Regions from separate parts of the Homo sapiens genome. Here all the other regions are linked to region 4. A link is a loop called in an ENCODE intact Hi-C map of the cell type or tissue named here. Cell type or tissue: heart left ventricle. All regions are shown on one strand.

The links. Peaks named below come from ENCODE experiments on the same cell type or tissue, not always from the same donor. Only the 100,000 strongest peaks of a DNase experiment are listed, where the experiment ranks them.
Region 1: it touches region 4 in a loop (6-fold over the local background); 110 of 110 quality-filtered maps call a loop at or near these places.
Region 2: a loop joins it to region 4, with 2.8 times the contacts of the local background. A loop is called at or near these places in 6 of 110 quality-filtered maps.
Region 3: it touches region 4 in a loop (6-fold over the local background); 8 of 110 quality-filtered maps call a loop at or near these places.

Annotation. Positions count from the first base shown.
Region 1 is chr17:29,108,999-29,113,998 of GRCh38, reverse strand. MYO18A (myosin XVIIIA) reads left to right here. Exons shown (of 42, transcript NM_078471.4): 16 at 2,136-2,277; 17 at 2,416-2,575; 18 at 3,377-3,563; 19 at 3,898-4,141. Among named protein-coding and RNA genes, the nearest start is that of PIPOX, 68 kb to the right of the region's middle. RefSeq lists an enhancer at 4,838-5,000. In heart left ventricle, CTCF peaks have their summits at 1,785 and 1,987 (motif pointing right); DNase peaks (open chromatin) are centred at 1,116 and 1,968; H3K27ac peaks cover 659 bases.
Region 2 is chr17:29,280,684-29,285,683 of GRCh38, reverse strand. The region is part of intron 2 of NUFIP2 (nuclear FMR1 interacting protein 2); the gene reads left to right. Among named protein-coding and RNA genes, the nearest start is that of NUFIP2, 11 kb to the left of the region's middle. In heart left ventricle, a CTCF peak has its summit at 1,940 (motif pointing left); no DNase peak of the experiment used is centred here.
Region 3 is chr17:29,069,053-29,074,052 of GRCh38, reverse strand. MYO18A (myosin XVIIIA) reads left to right here. Exons shown (of 42, transcript NM_078471.4): 42 at 1-2,931. Among named protein-coding and RNA genes, the nearest start is that of PIPOX, 28 kb to the right of the region's middle. In heart left ventricle, no CTCF peak of the experiment used is centred here; no DNase peak of the experiment used is centred here.
Region 4 is chr17:28,971,582-28,976,581 of GRCh38, reverse strand. The region is part of intron 3 of SEZ6 (seizure related 6 homolog); the gene reads left to right. The region is part of intron 1 of LOC105371716 (a long non-coding RNA gene); the gene reads right to left. Among named protein-coding and RNA genes, the nearest start is that of PHF12, 23 kb to the right of the region's middle. RefSeq lists an enhancer at 3,757-4,634. In heart left ventricle, a CTCF peak has its summit at 3,093; DNase peaks (open chromatin) are centred at 3,051 and 4,010; H3K27ac peaks cover 554 bases.

The DNA.
Region 1 (5,000 bases), 140 kb before region 4:
GAGAGGGTTTGGGCAAGCCTTTCCTCTCGTTCCCCACCCCTCTCCCCGTGGTGGAGCCCTCCCCATCTGAGCTGCTGCTGGGGGTGCCACTGTGGGCTGAGGGAGGGTCCAGCAGCTATGCCCAGACACCAACTACTCTCTGGTGCTGGGGCTCTGCCCCTCAGCACTCAGGCAGTCTTGGCCAGGAAGGTGGCACTTTCTTCTGCCCTGGTGCCCTGGGGAGCCACAGCCCATGGGGGTCCCAGTCAGGCAGGAAAGCATATCTCCTTTCTCAGCAGCTGAGGCTCGGGCCCCAGCTGGTGACTGGCTGAGCCTCCAGTATGTCTGCTAGGAGCCCTGGTGACCAGTCCCAGCTGGTGAGGGCCTAGACCCCAAGGACATAGTCATTCCCTCCCATTGTCCCCAAGTAGAGGACTGGTGCAACCTAACAGAACAGGGCCAGGAGCCAGCCTCCCGCTCCCAGGGGAAACAGTGCTAAGCTGTCAGACGCCCTCTGGGGGACTGTCATGGATATGAACCCTCACCCCTCAACTTTGGGGGCAGGCTTTGTCACCCTTTGTGCTAGTGTCCTGGGCACCTTGGCACTCGGTGGGGGACTGGCTGGCCTAGCAAACTCTTGGCATTTGGCGATTGTCCGCCATTAGGGAAATTGCATAAGGTGCTTTATTGGAGAACTGGCATTTTTGCGAGGCTGCCGACCTCCCTGCTCTGCTTTGATCCCTACCTCTCCCTCCCTCTTCTCTGCCATGAGGCCCTGCTTGGCTTGCACAAGTGGTGGGGCTGCGAAAGAGTGAGTATCCCCCCGGGGACAGATGTTTAAAGTGCCCAAGCACCGCATCTCCCCAGGGAAGTGAATTTTCTTTTCCTGACACCTGGGCTCCTATGGTGGCCTCACTCAGAACCGTTGTGGTTCCCGGGAGAGGGGGGATGTCAGCATGAGCAGCAGGAGTCAGACAGCATGTGGGAAGAGCTTGGCTCTCCTTTCTCTTCTGTGGTCTCTCCTGACTAATGGACCTTGGCATGGGGCGGCTGCACCCCTGGGGAAGGGGCCCTCGGTGCCAAGCCTGTCTTCCCATCTCATTGCTTCATTGCTCGTTCCTGCTACTCGGTTCCTGCCACTAGAGTTGCCTTGGCCTTTGGCCACATTCTGCTTCCTTCTGGTAATCACGCCAACTCCCTTGGGCATCTGCGGGGAGGAGATGCAGGCAGCTGGGGTCAAAGAGAGGAAAAATGGCCCTTTTCTCACTTCTTTTTTCCTCCAGCCCCTGAAGGCCAGGCCAGAATAGGGTGTGGGGAAGGTTCCATCCTTCCTGCCCAAGAAAGATGCAGGAACTCCACAGAAAAGGCACCTTCAGGCCAGATGTGGCCACAGGCCTAGTTTGTTTGGCCTTCATGGGATATTGGAAATTAGAATTAGATATTTCTACCTTCTCTTGAAGAACCAGAGGGTTTATCAATGCTAGGCCAGTGTTCTTCCAGGAGAGCAGCTAGCTGCAGCTCAGTGGTGGTTTTTCCCTTTGGATAGGGATACCTGCTCTCTAGCTTGCCCCAGCCTCTACCCGTTTTGGCTGCCACGTCCGTTAAGTCACCTGTCTTATGCTTTTGGCCCTTGAGTGACCCTGCAGTGATCCCACTGGCAGCCATCTGAGCCCCCTCTGGGTTCTCTCCTTTCAGAGACCAGGATTAACCTCACAGCTGTCACTTACTGACAGCTTCCTTAGGGCCAACTCTTGTGCTCAGGGCCTTCCAGACTTTATGCCACTGCCAGGGAGTGAGAGCAATGTGGGGTTCATCCAAGTCCCTGGTGACCTCCGAGGGGACGAGGGTGGAGGAGGGCCTCGGGGCGCGGGCTCGGGCCAGCAGGAAGGCTGCAGTCTTTGGTGACTTTGGACTGGAGTGCTAAGCACCCTCTTTTGCTGTGGGCTTCCCTCTGCTCACTTTCTTGGCTCCCCTTTCCCCGGGCTGCCCGCTTCCTCCACAAGGTGTCAGCAGTGAGCGGCAGGAGCTGCGGCATGTGCGTGTGTGCATGTGTGCACATGTGTAGCATTCTGTAGGGTGTGTTTGGGCCCGGCACCACCCTGGCCCCTTTCCCACAGCTCCATATGACAAGGAGGGATTTCCTTCCTTCTCTGTAGGTCCGCTCGCTGGCCCGCACAGACGAGGCGAGGGGCCTGCTCTGGCTATTGGAAGAGGAGGCTCTGGTGCCAGGGGCCAGTGAGGACACCCTCCTGGAGCGCCTTTTCTCCTATTATGGCCCCCAGGAAGGTGACAAAAAAGGTAGGTGGCATCCCTAGAGGGTAGCTCCTCTGCTTCCTCTTACATACAGGTGGGTCCAGGTGGCACTCCCTGGGAGGGGGCGGGGGTCACTTTGTGCCTGTACCCTGACGACCTAAATCTTGCTTCTCCCACCATCAGGCCAAAGCCCCCTTCTGCACAGCAGCAAACCACACCACTTTCTCCTGGGCCACAGCCATGGCACCAACTGGGTAGAGTACAATGTGACTGGCTGGCTGAACTACACCAAGCAGAACCCAGCCACCCAGAATGCCCCCCGGCTCCTGCAGGACTCCCAGAAGTAAGACCACCACTCCCTCCGCCCCTGTTCTGTACCCAGGACTGTTTTGATTTTGGGGCTCCCTCCCCCTGGGGTTGTCTCAGAGGCCCCCTCACTAGCAAAGTAGATGGCCTTTATTCCTGAGAGGCAACAGCCCAGGGCACTTGGCCTTGAGGAGCTTGAGGGGCCTCTTGAAGTAGAGGTGGGAGGCAGACATGGTGGGAGAGCCTATGGTTTAAATGTGAAGAACACCCTCAAGTCAAAGAAGGCAGGAGCGGCCTTAGAACCCCCAGCCCCACGGGCCCTGTCATCCGTTCTACTCTTCAGAAGATGGTTAGTGGGCACCTACCCTGCGACAGGGGCTTCTAGGTGCTTGGCAGATAATAGTAAACAAAACTGAACTCCCTGCCCTTGTGGAATTTACATTCTAATGGGAGAGACAGATAATGAACAATAAACATAATAAATAAATTATATCGTATGTTAGAAGATGTTGAACCCTAACCCCTCCTGTCACATTGGAAACTCTTCCACACCTTTGCCCTCCCTGGTGAGGGGAAGTAGATGAGTAGATTGATCCCCTCTGTCCGATTCCTGTCCACCCCTTGGCTTCTGCCCACCTCTGGCTTTCTCTCCTTACTGTTTGAAAATTTCTCCACAGTTTGTTTCTCTGTAGGGTGTGGGGCATGCAGTTCAGGTAGCCAGGCCCCTGGACGTGGCTGAATGGGACTGTTTAGTGTTCTGGGGCCTTGGGGGAGGAGCGGCCTTTCCCGCTCCATCGATGTGACTGCTTTTCCTCCCTTATCCTCCCACCTCTGGCAGAAAAATCATCAGCAACCTGTTTCTGGGCCGCGCAGGCAGTGCCACGGTGCTCTCTGGCTCCATCGCGGGCCTGGAGGGCGGCTCGCAGCTGGCACTGCGCCGGGCCACCAGCATGCGGAAAACCTTTACCACAGGCATGGCGGCTGTCAAAAAGAAGTCACTGTGCATCCAGATGAAGCTACAGGTGGTGAGTGCCAGCCGGGTCCCAGCAGGCAGGCCTGGGGACCCTTCCTTACCCCTGGTAGGCAGGCCTGGGGACTCCGAGCACACTGAGGCCATCTGGTGCCCACTCAGCGTCCCACTGTGACTCAATGGCTGCAGGTGGGGGTCTTCTTTTCAGTGCTGCCACCTGTGAGTGGCCACCGAGGCCCGGCGAGGGCAGAGTTGTCCAGGTTTAGCATGTCCTGGCTGGTGCTGGGGCCGCTGCTACCCTGTGAGCAGTGGAGACGCTGGCACCAGTCCCTGCTCTTCTGAGCACAGGCCATCAGAGCCCACTGAGGGCAGTCTCTTCCCCTCGGCAGGACGCCCTCATCGACACCATCAAGAAGTCAAAGCTGCATTTTGTGCACTGCTTCCTGCCTGTAGCTGAGGGCTGGGCTGGGGAGCCCCGTTCCGCCTCCTCCCGCCGAGTCAGCAGCAGCAGTGAGCTGGACCTGCCCTCGGGAGACCACTGCGAGGCTGGGCTCCTGCAGCTCGACGTGCCCCTGCTCCGCACCCAGCTCCGCGGCTCCCGCCTGCTCGATGCCATGCGCATGTACCGCCAAGGTGGGGCCTCCTTTCCTCTCCACTCTGGGCTCTCTTTTCCAGAGCTGGCCCTGCCCGGCCCCACCTCCCACCTGCGACCCGTGGGCTGCAGTGGGGCTGCTCCTGTCTTTCCTCACGATCCTTTCTGCTCTGGTCTCTCCTCATCTCTCCCAGCCCACAGCCCCTTTGTCCATTTCCTTCCATCCTGCAGAGTCCCCGCCTCCTCCTCTCCCTTCCATATTCAGTTCTCTTTGTCCCCCTCCCTTCCTAGCTCCACCCTGCACCTTGTCATTTGTCCACAGCTCCCTTTCTTCCCACGTCCCTAGTTTGGACAGTTCAGCTTTGCCCACAGCAGCAAACCCAGTGCCCTTTCGGAGCCATCTGCCCAGTGAGAAATGAGGTGCTAAATCTTTCTGAAGTACTTAAAATTCCCAAGAAAGGTCAGACAGACCCTTTTTTATGGACCCATCTAAAGGAGGCGACAGACAGGATGATAGTATTAGTGGTTACTTAGAGTCCTTAGAAGCTGTTATCGGTGGCTGGGGGCCGGGATAGCACACTGGTATCATTCCAGATGAGGAGACTGAGGCTCAGAGAGGTTAAGTAGCTTGCCCAAGGTCACACAGCTCCTGAGTGGCAGAGTGGGATTTGACCAGGCAGGCTGGCTGTAGAGTCATGTCTCATGTCTCTCAAGTAGGGTGGGTTTTTTTTGTTTTTTTTTTGTTTTTTGCCTGAGAAGTTATGAGTTGCTGGGTTTCTGCTGTTTTTCTCCTTCACTAGAAGAGCAGGTAGGGTCCCACCCACCCACAGCCAGGTCCCCTTCAGGCATTCCCATGGGCACTAAAACTTCCTTAGCAGCCCAAGCCAGGAAACAGGCTCC
Region 2 (5,000 bases), 310 kb before region 4:
TGAGTGCTTGAAAAAAAATTTTATTGAACATATGTTCTCCTTCCGTGGCTTTTTTGTCTTTGCTTTTTTGTTTTGTTTTGTGTTTTTTTTCTTTGAGATGGAGTCTCACTCTCTTGCCAGGCTGGAGTGCAGTGGCGTAATCCCGGCCCACTGCAACCTCCACCTCCCAGGTTCAAGTGATTCTCCTGCCTCAGCCTCCTGAGTAGCTGAGATTACAGGCACGCACCACCATGCCCGGCTAATTTTTGTATTTTTAGTAGAGACGGGGTTTCACCATGTTGGCCAGGATGGTCTTGACCTCTTGACCTTGTGATCCACCCACGGCCTCCCAAAGTGCTGGGATTACAGGTGTGAGCCACCACACCCATTTGCTTATTTGTTTTTGAGACAGAGTCTCACTCTCTCACCCAGGCTGGAGTGCAGTGGTGTGATCTTGGCTCACTGCAACCTCCGCCTCTTGGGTTCAGGTGATTCTCCTGCCTCAGCCTCCCGAGTAGCTGGGATTACAGCCATGCGCCACCACGCCCAGCTAATTTTTGTATTTTCAGTAGACACGGGTTTCCCCGTGTTGGCCAGGCTGATCTCAAACTTCTGACCTCGTGATCCGCCCGCCTCTGCTTCCCAAAGTGCTGTGATTACAGGTGTGAGCCACCGTGCCCAGCCTCTCCTTTGCTTTTTATATCATATGCGTCTTTAATAGTGAGCTCATTTAATAGTTCTAATTTGATTAAAATGAGTAGAAGCACTGTTTTTGAAGAGGAGACTGATAAGTCTTGGAGTAATGGATGCCAGTTTGTAACTGGAAAATAAGTTAGACAAATCACAGTGTCAAGTATGATTAGCATAGTTGAGACCAGGCTCTTGGGATTCTCCTTTTCATAGCCCTAAAGCCCAAGTTTAAAGGGAACCAGGTATCTTTCAAGTTTCACGCTAATAACTTTCTTTTCTTTTTTTTCTTTTTTTTTTTTTTTTTTTTTGAGATGGAGTCTTACTCTTGTCACCCAGGCTGGAGTGCAGTGGCGCAATCTTGACTCACTGCAACCTCCGCCTCCCGGGTTCAAGTGATTCTCCTGCCTCAGCCTCCCACGTAGCTGGGATTACAGGTGCCCACCACCACGCCTGGCTAATTTTTATATTTTTAGTAGAGATGAGGTTTCACCGTGTTGGCCAGGCTGGTCTCAAACTCCTGACCTCAGGTGATCCACCCACCTGGGTCTCCCAAAGTGCTGGGATTACAGGTGTGAGCCACCGTGCCAGGCCTCATGTTAATCACTTTCTTAGAATGTGGTTTGTTTGTGTCTTAAAGAAAAATTCGCTGTATGGCATAACTGTAATCTAAATCCTTAGAGCAAATAATGAGGTTTAACGATGATGTTTATATCCTTTTGCTTTTGAGAACAGTGGGTTTCAGTCTTCCCATCTTTCCTACCTCTTCCTCCTTTCTCTAACAGAAATGTATGCTCCATGCATGCATGTACACACTTAATACATAGTGCACATTCCCATTTTAACAGTGGCTCATTTAGGCAGTGACTTACAATTGCAGGGAAAGGGGACCATACCAGATTGTGGGAATTGGGTAATTACCATATTCTCTCTGGAAGAAATACTGCCTCAGGGATGAATAACAAAGTGATTTGTGACTTCTAAGCAAATTTCCTAGTCTGCATACGTTTCCTTATCTGCAAGCTGGAAGACATTGAGTATAATAAATAGATGTCCTTTTAATATCATTTTACTTCCTTAAAAATGGAAGTAGTAGAATTGCTTAATGGAAGTTTAGGAATCCTCACAGATAACATTTACCTGATTTCACTTATTCTCCAGCTCTGCTCTTTGAAGGTAAATACAGGAGTTGGTTGTTTTTAGCAATGTTAGGGCAAAAAGATAAATGCTTCGTTTTTTAAGACATGTGTTATACATTAGTTAACCTCTGCCAGGAGAGTTGGGTTTTTTGGTATTGTTTTCTGTGCCGTCTGCCCTCTAGAGACTATTACTGGAAAATGTTTACCGAAGTATTTTGCACTGGCGATCATTGTGTGAGCCTGAGAGGGTATCTGGTTGTGTTGTGTTCTCTTACCACCTCCAAAATATTCTGGGAGGCCCAGTGTGGTGGGTCATGACTGTAATCCCAGCACTTTGGGAGGCCGAAGTGGGAGGATCACTTGAGCTCAGGAATTTGAGACCAGCCTGGGCAACAATGTGTAGTCCCAGCTACTTGGGAGGCTTAGGAGGGAGGATCACTTGTCCCTGGGAGATCCAGGTCTGCAGTGAGCTATGTTTGCACCACTGCACTCAGGCCTGGGCAACAGAGTGAGACCGTGTCTCAAAACAAAACAACAAAATGTGTAGGATATGTTCCATTAGGTAACTGGTTAATAGTTCTTATGTACAATTTCTATTAGGTGGAATTGCAGGCCATTTTTAAATTGGAATGTTAACCTGAATTTACTCTTTATGCATTTTCCCTATCCATGGGCTAGCTGAATATGAAATCAGTGGTATTTATATAAGCTGAATACCCCTATATGGGTGCAGTTATATTTAGTTTTGCTGGTATTAATGAAAAAATTTGCTGTAGGTAAAGTGTCATCTTGAGTTCTGTATTTGGACATGATTGGAAATTAATCAGATTGGCATCAAAATTTTTACCCCTCTAGAACAATAAATAATACTCAGTTCAATTGGGTTCCAGAGTAGCAAGTTCTTTGAATTCCTGCCAAATGTTGATTGGTCCATTAGCAGTCCATTGGCCACTCATTTTTCTTTACTTGAATTATATTTGGAGATCTTTTATAAGTGAAGCCTTTTTTTTTTAAAGTTAACTCTAAAAGAAGTAATAATCAGTTGGGCTACTGGAATATCCTTTAAGAACATCTGTATTATTTTCTTTGTGCTTTAGTGTAGTTTTCAGATGTTCAGTAGTAATCTCTAAGTGAGTAGTTGAAGTTGGGCTTAGAATTGGAAGTTCTCTGCATTTCTCCTGACTTCAAAAATAAGCCCTTCAGCAACTTAATTTGGAAATAGTGGGTAAGAGAGTGCGTTATGTCACTTCTTTAAGAATGGTGCACTATTTATTTAACTTATATAAAGAAAGGTGTTTTTATTTTGTTTTTTGGTGGTTTTTTTTTTTTTTGAGATGGGGTCTTGCTCTGTTGCCCAGGCTGGAGTGCAGTGTCACAGTCTTGGCTCACTGCAACCTCCGCCCCCTGGGTTCAAGCGATTCTCCTGCCTCAGCCTCCTGAGTAGCTGGGATTACAGGTGCACGCCACCATGCCTGGCTAATTTTGTATTTTTAGTAGAGACAGGGTTTTACCGTGTTGGTCAGGCTGGTCTCCTGACCTCATGAGCCACCTGCCTTGGCCTCCCAAAGTGCTGGGATTACGGGTGTGAGCCACTGCACCCAACAAAGAAAGGTGTTTATTTGACTCAAGGTTTTGGCGGCTGGGAAGTCCAAGTGCATGGCGGCAGCTTCTGGCAAGGGCTTTTTTTAATACAGGAAGTTTTTAGATTAAGCAATTACTTGGAACCTTAAGCGTACTATGGATTTTTAAAAATTTGAGTGTTAAGTACAATTGAGGGTATGAAGTAAAGATACAATAGAGCATAAAAAGGGGATTTGTGCTGGGTGCGGTGGCTCACGCCTGTAATCCCAGCACTTTGGGAGGCCAAGGAGGGTGGATCACGAGGTCAGGAGATCGAGGCCATCCTGGCTAACAGTGAAACCCCATCTCTACTAAAAATACAAAAAATTAGCCGGGCGTGGTAGCAGGCACCTGTAGTCCCAGCTACTTGGGAGGCTGAGGCAGGAGAATGGCGTGAACCCGGGAGGTGGAAGTTGCAGTGAGCTGAGATCGTGCCACTGCACTCCAGCCTGGACGACAGAGCAAGGCTCCTTCTAAAAAAAAAAAGGGTGGGGGGTGGCGGGATTTGTGTGGATTCTAATTCCTTGTGTGGGATTTTCCTTTTAGCTGTTTTTTTTTTTTTTTTTTTTAAAGAGACAGGATCTCATTGTCACCCAGGCTGGAGTGCAGTGGCACTATCGTAGCTCATTGCAGCCTGGAACTGGGCTGAAGCTCTCCTCCTTCCTCAGCCTCCTGAGTAGCTAGTACTACAGGTGTATGCCACCATGCCTGGCCTCTTTTAGCTTTTTATATAATATGTTATGCCATTAACTTTTCTCTTTTTTTTTGAGACAGGGTGTTGCTGTGTTGTTGAGGCTGGAGTACAGTGGTGTGGTCATAGCTCACTGTAGCCTTGAGCTCCTGGGCTCAAGTGATCCTCCTGCCTCAGCCTCCTGAGTAGCTGGGACCACAGGTGTGCACCGCAATGCCCAGCTAATTTTTTTATTTTTATTTTTTTGAGATGGAGTCTCACACTGTCGCCCTGGCTGGCGTGCAGTGGCGTGATCTCGGCTCACTGCAACCTCCGCCTCTCAGGTTCAAGTGATTTCTCCTGCCTCAGCCTCCCTAGTAGCTGGGATTACAGGCATGAGCCACCGTGCCCGGCTGCCCAGCTAATTCTTGTATTTTTTATATATGTATATATACATATAGTGACGGTGTCTGTGTATTTTACCCAGGCTGGTCTTGAACTCCTGGCCTCAAGGGATCCTCCTGCCTCAGCCTCCCAAAGTGCTAGGATTACAGGTGTGGGCCACCATGCCTGTCCTAACTTTTCTTTTCCTTTCTTTTTTTTGGAGACGGAGCCTCACTCTGTCACCCAGGATGGAGTACAATGGTGCGATCTTGGCTCGCTGCAACCTCTGCCTCCTGGGTTCAAGCGATTCTGCCTCAGCCTCCCGAGTAACTGGGATTACAGGCATGTACCACCGTGCCCGGCTAATTTTTTTGTATTTTTAGTAGAGACGGGGTTTCGCCATGTTGGCCAGACTGGTCTTGAACTCTTGACCTCAAGTTCTCCGCCCACCTCCGCCTCCGAAAGTGCTGGGATTACAGGCATGAGCCACCACACCTGGCTGTGATGGCTCTTTTTTAAGA
Region 3 (5,000 bases), 97 kb before region 4:
GACAAGTGTGTGTGTGGACCATCCGCACCTCCAGCCCCCACCCCACCCTCTTTGTCTCAGCGTGTTATGTGCAATGACCTATTTAAGGTAAACCCATTCCAACTACAGCAGTTCAGGGCTGATCCAAGCACTGCCTCCCTCCTGCTCTGTCCAGGTGGTCTGGACCATAAACTCAACTTGAGAGGGAAGGCTTGGGGTTGAGGACTTGTGATCAGAAAAACTGAAGATGGAAGTTTTGGCCGGTGCTCATTAGACATGAGTCCTCACTCTGTGTCCTGAGCCCGTGTCATTCTTCCAACCTCCCTGCCCCCACACACTTATCCCAGACACAACACCATGTGGTCTGGAGGTCCCAGCCCCCACCCTAAAAAGGTTATCCCTGAGAACTCCACCAGACTTGGGAGCCCAAGTGCAGTGCCTGGTGCTGCTCCCATCTGCCGCCCCCCTTCTCTCCTGCAATTGGTTTGTACTCACTGGGCTGTGCTCTCCCCTGTTTACCCGATGTATGGAAATAAAGGCCCTTTTCCTCCTGGCTGCGCCAGTTTTCCTGCCTGTTCCTTCAGGCTCAGGCAAAGTCTGGATTGGTCCTGGGGGTGGTGGGCAGAGGCAGGATTCTGATGGGGACCGTGAGGGCATCACCCTGGTCTCTGGCCTGCTCCCCAAAGTGTCAGACCAGTGCCACTTAAAGAGCCTAGGCAGCTCATTTTGGGGCAGGCAGAGGTAGTGGAATGAGGGGATTGGCCAAGGAAGACACAAGCCCCACCTTTTATGTGAAGAGCCTAGGGACTGTGATTCAGGTTAGCAAGGGTGGCAGAGACTCCAAGCCTCATCCTCCCTAGCCTCCACAAGGGAATGTTGAGGTCCCTCTGATTGTTAAATCTCACCAATTACAGAGATTCTCTTCTCTTCTCTTCTCTTCCTCCTTCCGTCCCTCCCTCTCTCCCTCTCTCTCTCTCTTTCTTTCTTTCATTCTCTTTCTTTTTGGATTCAAGCCCTTCTCATTAGAACATTTTTTAAAAGCTTAATTTTAGCCATTTCAAAGGTGACTTTTTGATCAAAACTTGGCAGAACTAGCTCGGGCCCACAGGGCAATGTGAATAGGTTGGGAGTGCTGTCTCTGCCCTGCTCGGTCCCTGTCTTCATGCCCTACTCCATGCTTTGTTCCTTCATTGACAGCTAAGAGGCAGCTCATGCAGAAAGGCAAGAAACAAATGACACCCCTCCTCCTCTTCTACCTTCTACCTTCTCATTCTGTAGTGTGGCCAGTTATAATCCCTGAATGAATAAAGTAGTTTGGACAGATGGGTGGGAAAAAATAGCAAACAGCCCAAGTGCCGAGGCTCTGATAATGTCAGCCATCCAGAAAGAGTCCAAAAGGGAAGAAGGGAGAAAAGTCTCCCCCAAAATGAATGGGACAGAGTGTGAAGTGGATCTGTCTCGAACAGAGACTGCCCCCTCCATTGCCCCACGATAGAACAGAGAAGAGGATAGAAACAATAGTAAAAGGGAAGTTACTTGTCTTTTGGAGACAGAGTCTTGCTATGTCGCCCAAGCTGGAATGCAGTGGCATGATCTCAACTCACTGCAACCTCTACCTCCCGAGGTTCAAGCGATTCTCCTGCCTAAACCCTCCGAGTAGCTGGGACTTAACAGACGTGTACCACCACGCCTGGCTAATTTTTGTATTTTTAATAGAGACGGGGTTTCGCCATGTTGAGCAGGCTGGTCTCGAACTTCTGACCTCAAGTGATCTGCCTGCCTCGCCTCCCAAAGTGCTAGGATTATAGGCATGAGCCACTGTGCCTGGCCTAAGTTACTTTTTTTTACAAAAAAAAAAAAAAAAAAAAAAAGGCTGCTAGCTTATGTTCAGTTCTGTCACTCTCATCTTTTATTCCTGTTTTCACATAGCGTGGTACATTTTCTGTTTCTACTAGGGACTAGTGTGACAAACTCCCTGCCACCTTTAGATGAATTCCCAAATCTGTTCACTCATACTGAGTCAAGCCTCTGGTTAACTGGAAACTCCAACATCAACCTCCAATAACCCGGCCTGGGGTAAAAAGCTTTGTTCAAGTCAGAAAACATATTCATTTGCTTAACAGTTGAGAAATATTTCATGACTGCCTGCTGTGCCTAGGCCCCATTCTGGGTGCTGGTGATGGATAAGGTCCCTTCCTTCATAAAGTGGAGGAAGGTAGACACAAAATACATGCTGCACCTGCTAGTATGCATAAGCTTAGAGTGGGTAGAGAGGAACACATCATAGTATCCATCCTCCAGGGTTTTGCGGACGAGGGCTGGAGCAGACCCATGTGGAAATAATTACATAAGACCTAACAAGGATGAAGAGGTTGCTTTGGACATACTATGGAGGGAGATGCTCTCTTTGGCGGGGAGGATTGGGAAAGCCTCTAAAAGGAGCTGCTATTTTGACCAGGGCTTGAAAATAGCACTTCCACAGGTACAGTTGCTGGGAAAGGCATATTGAGAAGAAGAAGAGTTTAAGTAAAGGTCCTGGGGCAGGGAAAGAGAGGTGCTGGTAGAACATGCCACAGGCTGGCTGTGCATTGTCACATGACCAGTGCTTCTCCAAGTTTCAGTTGAGAAGGAGACAATTCCCTTGGCCCCAGAGGAGTCCAGGAGCCTTTAGGGCCACCAAAGCCCATCTTTATTTTGGGTGTACCTTGAAGGCTCTGCTGTTGACCTTACCTGTACACTCATGGTACCTCTGGTCCCTAAGATGTTGCAGAAGGCAAATCTGGCCCTTTGCCAGGCTCAAAGCCAGCCTGCTAGATCCTCCTCTATAACTGCAGATCCCCGGGATTGCTCTGACTCCTGAATAAGCATGGGCGGGAACCAGTGCCCCTGTGGGACTCCCCATGGTGCCCAGTCTGTGCCCAGAAAATAAAGTGGCAGGCAGTGACCCCTAAATGGTCTTCTTTTGTCTTTGTGTCTCCTTGGCAGATTATCCCAGTTGTCCTTGCCCCATCCTCCACCCACTTGCCTGGTGGCAAAGACACTTAGCGATTTGCTCCTTAATTGTCCCCCAGCTAGGCTGCGCAGATGCCGCTCTTTAATCTCTCCTGATAAATGAATCGCGCCGCTCCTTTAATCATATGTTCATATCCAAGCCAATTTGAATCAATTTGGCAGGGAGCGTGTTGCAAGAGATGCCATGACTGCTGTTTCTTCCCCAGGGCCCTGGAGCCAGAGCGGCTGCTGTCCTTACCCTCAGCAAAGAGCCCAGGAGGCCCATCCAGGGAAAGGATCGCCTACCTGAATAGTGGGGACTTTTCAAAGTCTTCTAATTCATTCCTGACCTCCAAGCTGGCCGTGTGGGACTGGAGGGAAATGGATTCCCAAAGGCCTCGGAAGTGGGAGGGGGATGAGTCCCTAGCCTGCCTTGGTCACTGAATGAAGGGCCCCATTATCATCCCTGGGAGAAAGTACTGCCTTAAATCTAACCCTAATCCCTTCTGTTCCCCGTTCATTTCCACTGCACCGGTTCTCTGGGAAGCTGGAACACTTCGTCACCTTTTATATAGCAACACATTCCAGACAAGTCTATGATAATTTGTCCTTGCCTGCTTCTACTGGCGGCCACCCTGACTCCTTCCATCTTCTCCTAGGACATATTTTCTAAAACCTCCAGCCTGGTGGGCAGTCCGACACGTTCGGTAATGTACCAAGCTCTGCCGCCTTTCAGGCTGCTGCCTTTTCACCTCCAGAGTGGTGCCCCCGTGCAGTAATGAAAACAAAGCAAAAATAGACAAAACCTGCCAAACTGAGTTCTTCTGCGTCTAGCACTGCGACCTTGGAGAAGGGGCTTAACCTGTCAGGCCTCAGTTTCCCCATCTGTGAAACAAGGTAGTATTGCTGGCAAGAACCTTCTGGCTTCTAAATTCAGAGCTCCTTACCACAGCCAAAAGAATCTCCCACGCCCTCCCCCTTCATCCCCCCTAGTGAGGGACTGACAGTTGATGCCCAGTGGGGCTTCGAGATCCGGGTGCTGTGGAAGAAACGTTGTGCATGGTCTGTCGGGAGTTAGTTTCCATTCAGACACTCGGTTGAACCTCGAGGTCCTCTCATTTCCTCTTCTTCCCTAGCCCGCTCTGCCAGTCCAGGCTTGTGCCCTACCATTCACTGGGAAACCGAGAGCTCGTTAGCATATTCATATATATATTTGCATATCCACTTTTCATTGGCGCACGTGGCCCTCTGGTCCCGCCCCTGCCTGGAGGTTCTTTACGCACTTCCCAGAAGCCACTCCCCTTAAAAGAAATGGGTTTTCAAGCCGCCGATGGGCAGCCCATCTGTGTTGCCCTTTTAATGATTACAGCGGCATTAGGACAGGTCTACTCTCCGAGCAACCCGGAAATAATGTTTCCCGCCCTTTTAAGGGCCCTTGGAACTCTGGCCTGAGCTGAGGCCCAGAGTCAGTGACTGGGACTGACAGGCCCCTTCCTACCCTGTCAGTAGTGAGAGGAGGGTAATAAGAGCAATAATTGGCCGGGTGCGGTGGCTTACGCCTGTAATCCCAGTACTTTTGGGAGGCCGAGGAGGGTGGATCACCTGAGGTCAGGAGTTCAAGACCAGCCTGGCCAACATGGTGAAACCCCATCTCAACTAAAAACAATACAAAAATTAGCCGTGCGTGGTGGCAGGCACCTGTAATCCCAGCTACTTGGGGGGCTGAGGCAGGAGAATCGCTTGAACCCGGGAGGCAGAGGTTGCAGTGAGCCAAGATCGTGTCATTGCACTCTGGCCTAGGGGACAAGAGAGAGACTTCATCTCAAAAAAAAAAAAAAAGGACCAACAACAGTTCCCATTTGTTGAGCACTTACTATGATGACCCCAGCGCTTAAGCACTTTGCCCTACAAAATCTCATTTCACCTCCATCACAACTCTGTGAAGACGTCATCCTGGAAAGAAAACTGAGGCTGAGGGGTGATGTCATCTTTCTAAGCAGAGTCCTCAACTTGCTTCCAGCAGCTGGCCA
Region 4 (5,000 bases):
GGCTCCTCAGGCTTGGGGAGAAGGGACTGCCTGTGGCTTCCCTCCATCATGGAGAATTCCCCACCTGCCCCTCTATGAATTCACTGGGATCACTCAGGGCAGATAGGTGGGACAAAGTCTGGGCAAGAAGAGTGACAGGAGCCATGGAGGAGAGGACTGTCTTAGGGACCCACAAATCATACCCCTGAGCAAAGCAGCCAGACACCATGCTGGGACCCTAGCATGAGACCACAGCCCTTGCCTCAAGTCCGGGGCCTTCAGCAAGACCCTCTCAATTCCCTTTTTTTGGAGGACCAGCCTCAGGGGTACCAGAATCCCTAAAAGCCCTATTCTCCATGGCTTGGACCACAGCCTCTCATAACCTGCTTCATCTCCTGCCTCCCACCTCCTTTGATGGTGCTGCAGTTATTGATGCCCTCTGAGGCTGAAGGTCTGAGCCATCCACAGGGAGGAGGCCAGGTCAGGCCCTCTGTGATCCAAGGAGGCTTGCCTGATTCATCTGGGGATCAGGCATTGGGCTAGGCTCTTTCTTGAGAGGTCCAGAGAAGCCCCTTCAGGATGGATGGGCATGAGCCTCACAGCCCATGTGGGTCCCAGCCCCTCCCCAGGCAGTCAGTCTCCCCCTGAGGGCTCCAGGCCTTTCCGGGCCTGGCGCCTGCCTCTCTCTGCACTTGGCATTCCAAGAGCCTTCCCACTGCCAGCCTCCATCTTGGCTTGGCTGCTCTCTGTACCATCTGGAGCCTGGGCACAGCTGCCCACAGTCCCTGCCCTCGTGCCCCAGGTGGCTCTGTTGGCACACAGCTCGCCCATGCCAGGCCAGCTGACAGTTTGATAGCCAGAATACCCTGCCCTTCTAAGCCGTGTCAGGACCAGGCCTGATGTGGGCATGGGGTAGGGGGTCAGTTGGGTGGAATTTCTGGACAACTTTATATTTCCTGGCTCTAGGCAGGCTTATCCAAGAGGGATGACAGGGTGCAGTCAGGTCTAGCCCCATGGATTTTGGCCACTGTCCTCATCCCTAAAACAGATCTTACCCCATAAGGTTTTCTGGATAAGTGCCAATTCAGAAGGGCACAGAGTCTGTCTTGTAAGACTGGGGTTTCAGTGTTGGCTCTGCAGCCCACCTCTCTGTGACTGAGCTAAACCCCTGGCCTTCTCTGTGCCTCAGTTTACCTCTCTATAAAGGGAGATTGAACCAGATGATGCACCAGGCTTCTCCTAGCCAGTCCCTTTGAGTGTGGCTCCTTCTCTGGGGTCAGCAAGCTCCCTTATAGGCCTGACTGAGCAGGGGCACCTCAGGTTCTTGGCTCTGCTGCTTGCTTCCTGGCAGCTGCAGAGTCTGGGCCAGGGAGAGGGTGGCTCCAAGGTACAATGCCTCCCAGGCAGAGCCCTGGCAGACCTGAGGGCAAAGTAAGTTCATAGCCGGCTATCATTTCTGCTGCAAATGCCAAGGTTTTACCAGGGTGTGGCCCACATCTCCCCATTAAATGGAAAGATGACTGCTAGCGCTGTGCCCCTCTGTGCTAAAACCCTTACTGGCAGGATCTAACCAAATCCTTACAAACCCATGAAGTAGGTAAACTATCCCCATTTCACAGGCAAAACTGGGGCTCAGAGAGGTCATATGACTTGCCTAAGGCCCCTCAACTGGTCAGTGATTGAGCCGGGATTCAATCCAAGACTCAAAAGCCCCTGTTCTTCCCTTGGCCCAGGAGATAGGCCTGTCTGTGGCACAAGGCAAATCCAAAGTGGGAGACCCAGGCGGAGACCGGTACCTGTCAGGATCTGCCCCAGATGCCCTTTCCCAGTCAGCCCTGCCTGATTCTGGAGGACATCCACTTGGAATTCTCCCAGTTCTGGGGAGGGCCTGGGGTTGCCAGGCACACAAGACAGGACACTGGACCAGGAATCATGAGTCCTGGCCTCGAGTCCTGGCTTTGTCTTGGACTCACTGTGTGACCAAAGAGGATCTCTCAACTTCCCTGATTACAAGGTTCCCTTATCTATAAAGTGCAGGAAAACAGCCTGCCCTGCCTCCCTTATTGAGACTTTATGAGAGCTGAAGAGATAATGGATGTGAAAACTGCGAAGGTTCTTGTGGGAAAATTGTGATTATCCTATGGTTGCTGTGAGGGAGCACGGGTGTGTGAGGGCATGCGAATAGGGTGGTGGTGGCGCCTAGGCATAGTGTGAGAGTTTGGATTGGTGGGTTATTTTCTGCCAGGGGGTGGAAGTGCACGTGCCATGACACGTTTGAGGGGGCTGTGTGCGTGTAAGTGGGCCTGTGTCCGAGTACACACAGGTGATGGTGACCAAGAGAGCCTAGGAGACCTGTAGCCAGCATCTGGGGGTGGGGATCGCACACAAGAGTCATCTTTGAGCTCATCTGCCTATGCCGGGTTGTACTGGTGCAAATGAGTACAAAAACTGTAGTGCCATCTCGTCTGTGGGTTACGCCATTAGGGCACGTGCTGGAGGCCTGACTGACAGCTTCTATGGGGACAGACAGGGCAGATGAGGCTGTTGAGCTAGAGGTTGGCAGAAGACAACCTGAATCCTTCCCACCTCCCATCCTGGAAAGGGCCAGCCTCTCAAAGTGGCTGTATTTCCTCCTTGAGCTGACTCCATGGTCTGCTGGAAGCAGGGCAGTGTTAGACAGCCCAGGGTCCTGGAGGAATTGTCCTCAGCTCCCTCTGCTTTTGTCTTCCCCCTGCCTGGCCCCCAGGTCCCCTCCTGTCACTGGCTATGGGTATGGAAGACAGCCCTCAAGAACAGAGCTGACATTTCAATCTGTCTCCCAGGCTCTACAGATGCCTGCAAATTGCATCAAGACTTCATCACCCCTCCTGTCCGACACCCAGCCCTGTCTGGCCTCTGTCAGCCTGGCCCTCAAACAAGTGACAAATTACATTCCAGCCACTGCAGCAGACCCACAAGAGGGTGCTTGAAACCCAGGGGACCAGAGCTGCACAGACAGCCTCTGGTTGAGAACAGGGAGCCTTCTGGATAGGAGCCACTTCATTCCACACTCTCATCCCAACCCTCACCACTAGACTGGGCCGGGAGCCAGGCCAGCTTGAAAGGGCCATGCCTCCCCTGGACCAGAGGGGGCCAGAGGTCTCAGTCTCAGTTTTCCCAGCTTTACAGACTGCTAGGAGCAAGGGTGGCTGGTGGGAACTCAAATCCCAACATCTTAAAAAAGCCAGGCCAAGCCAAGACCCACCTCCTTGCTAAACCTGGGGGTGCTGAGCTTGGGAATAAAGATGTCTAGATGTTATTTCTACAGAAGATGCCCCCATGAAGTTGGGAGGATAGGGAGCTGCCTTGTCTCAGCAAAGCAAGACTGCTTAACCCCTATGTGACCTTTTGCAAGTTCCTTAGCTTCTCTGAGCCTCTGTTACTGGTGGGTATTTTACCACCTATCTTATAGATTCACGGTGAGGATGAAAAGCACTTAGTACAATACAAGGCTTGACACACTCTATGATGGCAACTGTTGTTACTCTGTCGCTACAGCTTCTCTCTGGTCCCAAAGCAGCAAGATCAGGAAAAAGAAGCTAGAGGTCAAGCCAGAGGTATATGGGGAACTAGGAAGAAAATACAAATTAATTTCTAGTAATACTTCTCTGCCTTTGCTTTCGTGGTAATTTCCCTGTAGTGAGCGTCCTCCCTTCCTCCTTCTCCCAGTGCTCCTCTCTTCAAGGCACTCTGAGACCCACCTGCTTCAGGCACTTTCCCTGAGCCTCTGAGCCCTTCGCTCTCCCCCCGAGGATTCCTGCTGCCTGCATTCAGTGCCACTTAAGGCGGAATTATATGCTGCCTGGCATCTCTCGATAATTACAGATTCCACGTGTGTGAGTCTTGTTTTCCCAACTCTAGAATCACAGAATCTCCAAGTTTGAAGGGACCTCATCCAGCCTCCGCCTGCTGCAGGAATTCCCTGAGGAATGTCCCCAGCAGATGGTCAGGCAGCCTCCGCCCAAACGTGCCTGGGTGGAGAGTTTCTCACAGAGAGGAGACGCCTCGGCCTCCAGCACCCTGCCTTGAGCCTTCTCTTCAGCCCAAAGACCCACCAGGTCTTTCCTCTCAGGCAGGGGTAGGGACCTCTCCCTGCCCAGCTGCCCCTTCTGGAGTCCCCAGGGCACATCTCTTCTCAGCACCCAGTCTGAGGGGCCCTGAGCCTCGCAGCAGCCATATCCTTGGACCTGGCTGGGCTCAGCATCCTCTATGCTTCTCAGCTCACAGGTATCTGATGGGGAATGTCTCTCCAGCAGCCCACACATTTACTCTTTCCACACGTCTTTGTTGAGACTGGCCAGTGAAGAGGGCACTGTGACCCAACATGCCACCCTGGGCTTTAACAGCAAGATGGGCAGGGGCCAGTGGGGAGAGTCTGAAACAGAAGGACTGCTGGCCTAGCCTGGGAGGCAGACGATGCGGCCCTAAGATCTGAAAAGATGACCAGCTTCACCAGGAGGGGAAGAAGGGAAGATATTGCCCCCGCAGAGTCCCATATGTGGATGCCCAGGGGGCAGAAGTGAGGGGTGGTCTGCGGCTGCAGTGCACGTTAATGAGGGCCGCAGAGATACTGGCACCAAATGTGAGCTGGGCAGTTTGGAGCTTGTCCTCCAGGCAATCTGAAATCAGCAGGAGATGAGTTGGGGATGGGAAGTGTTAGACAGACAGAAAGCCATTCTCAAGTGAAAAGTAATGGGCAGGAGGTAATTAGGGCCAGGACAGTAACAAAAGGATAGAGAGGAGGAACCCATTGGAGTATTTGGGAAATAAGACTGGGAAGGATTTGGTGACTCACTGATGCCACTTAACCATCCCAGGTGGTCAACCCTTGAAACCCTGCTTCAGAGCAACATGGTAGGAACCTTGAGCCCATGTAGATCAGTGCTTTTGAGTTGCCCGAGGATCTTGTTAAAATGCAGAGTATGCTTTAGTGGGTCTGAGATTCTGTATTTCCTTTTTTTTTTTGTTTTGAAATGGAGTTT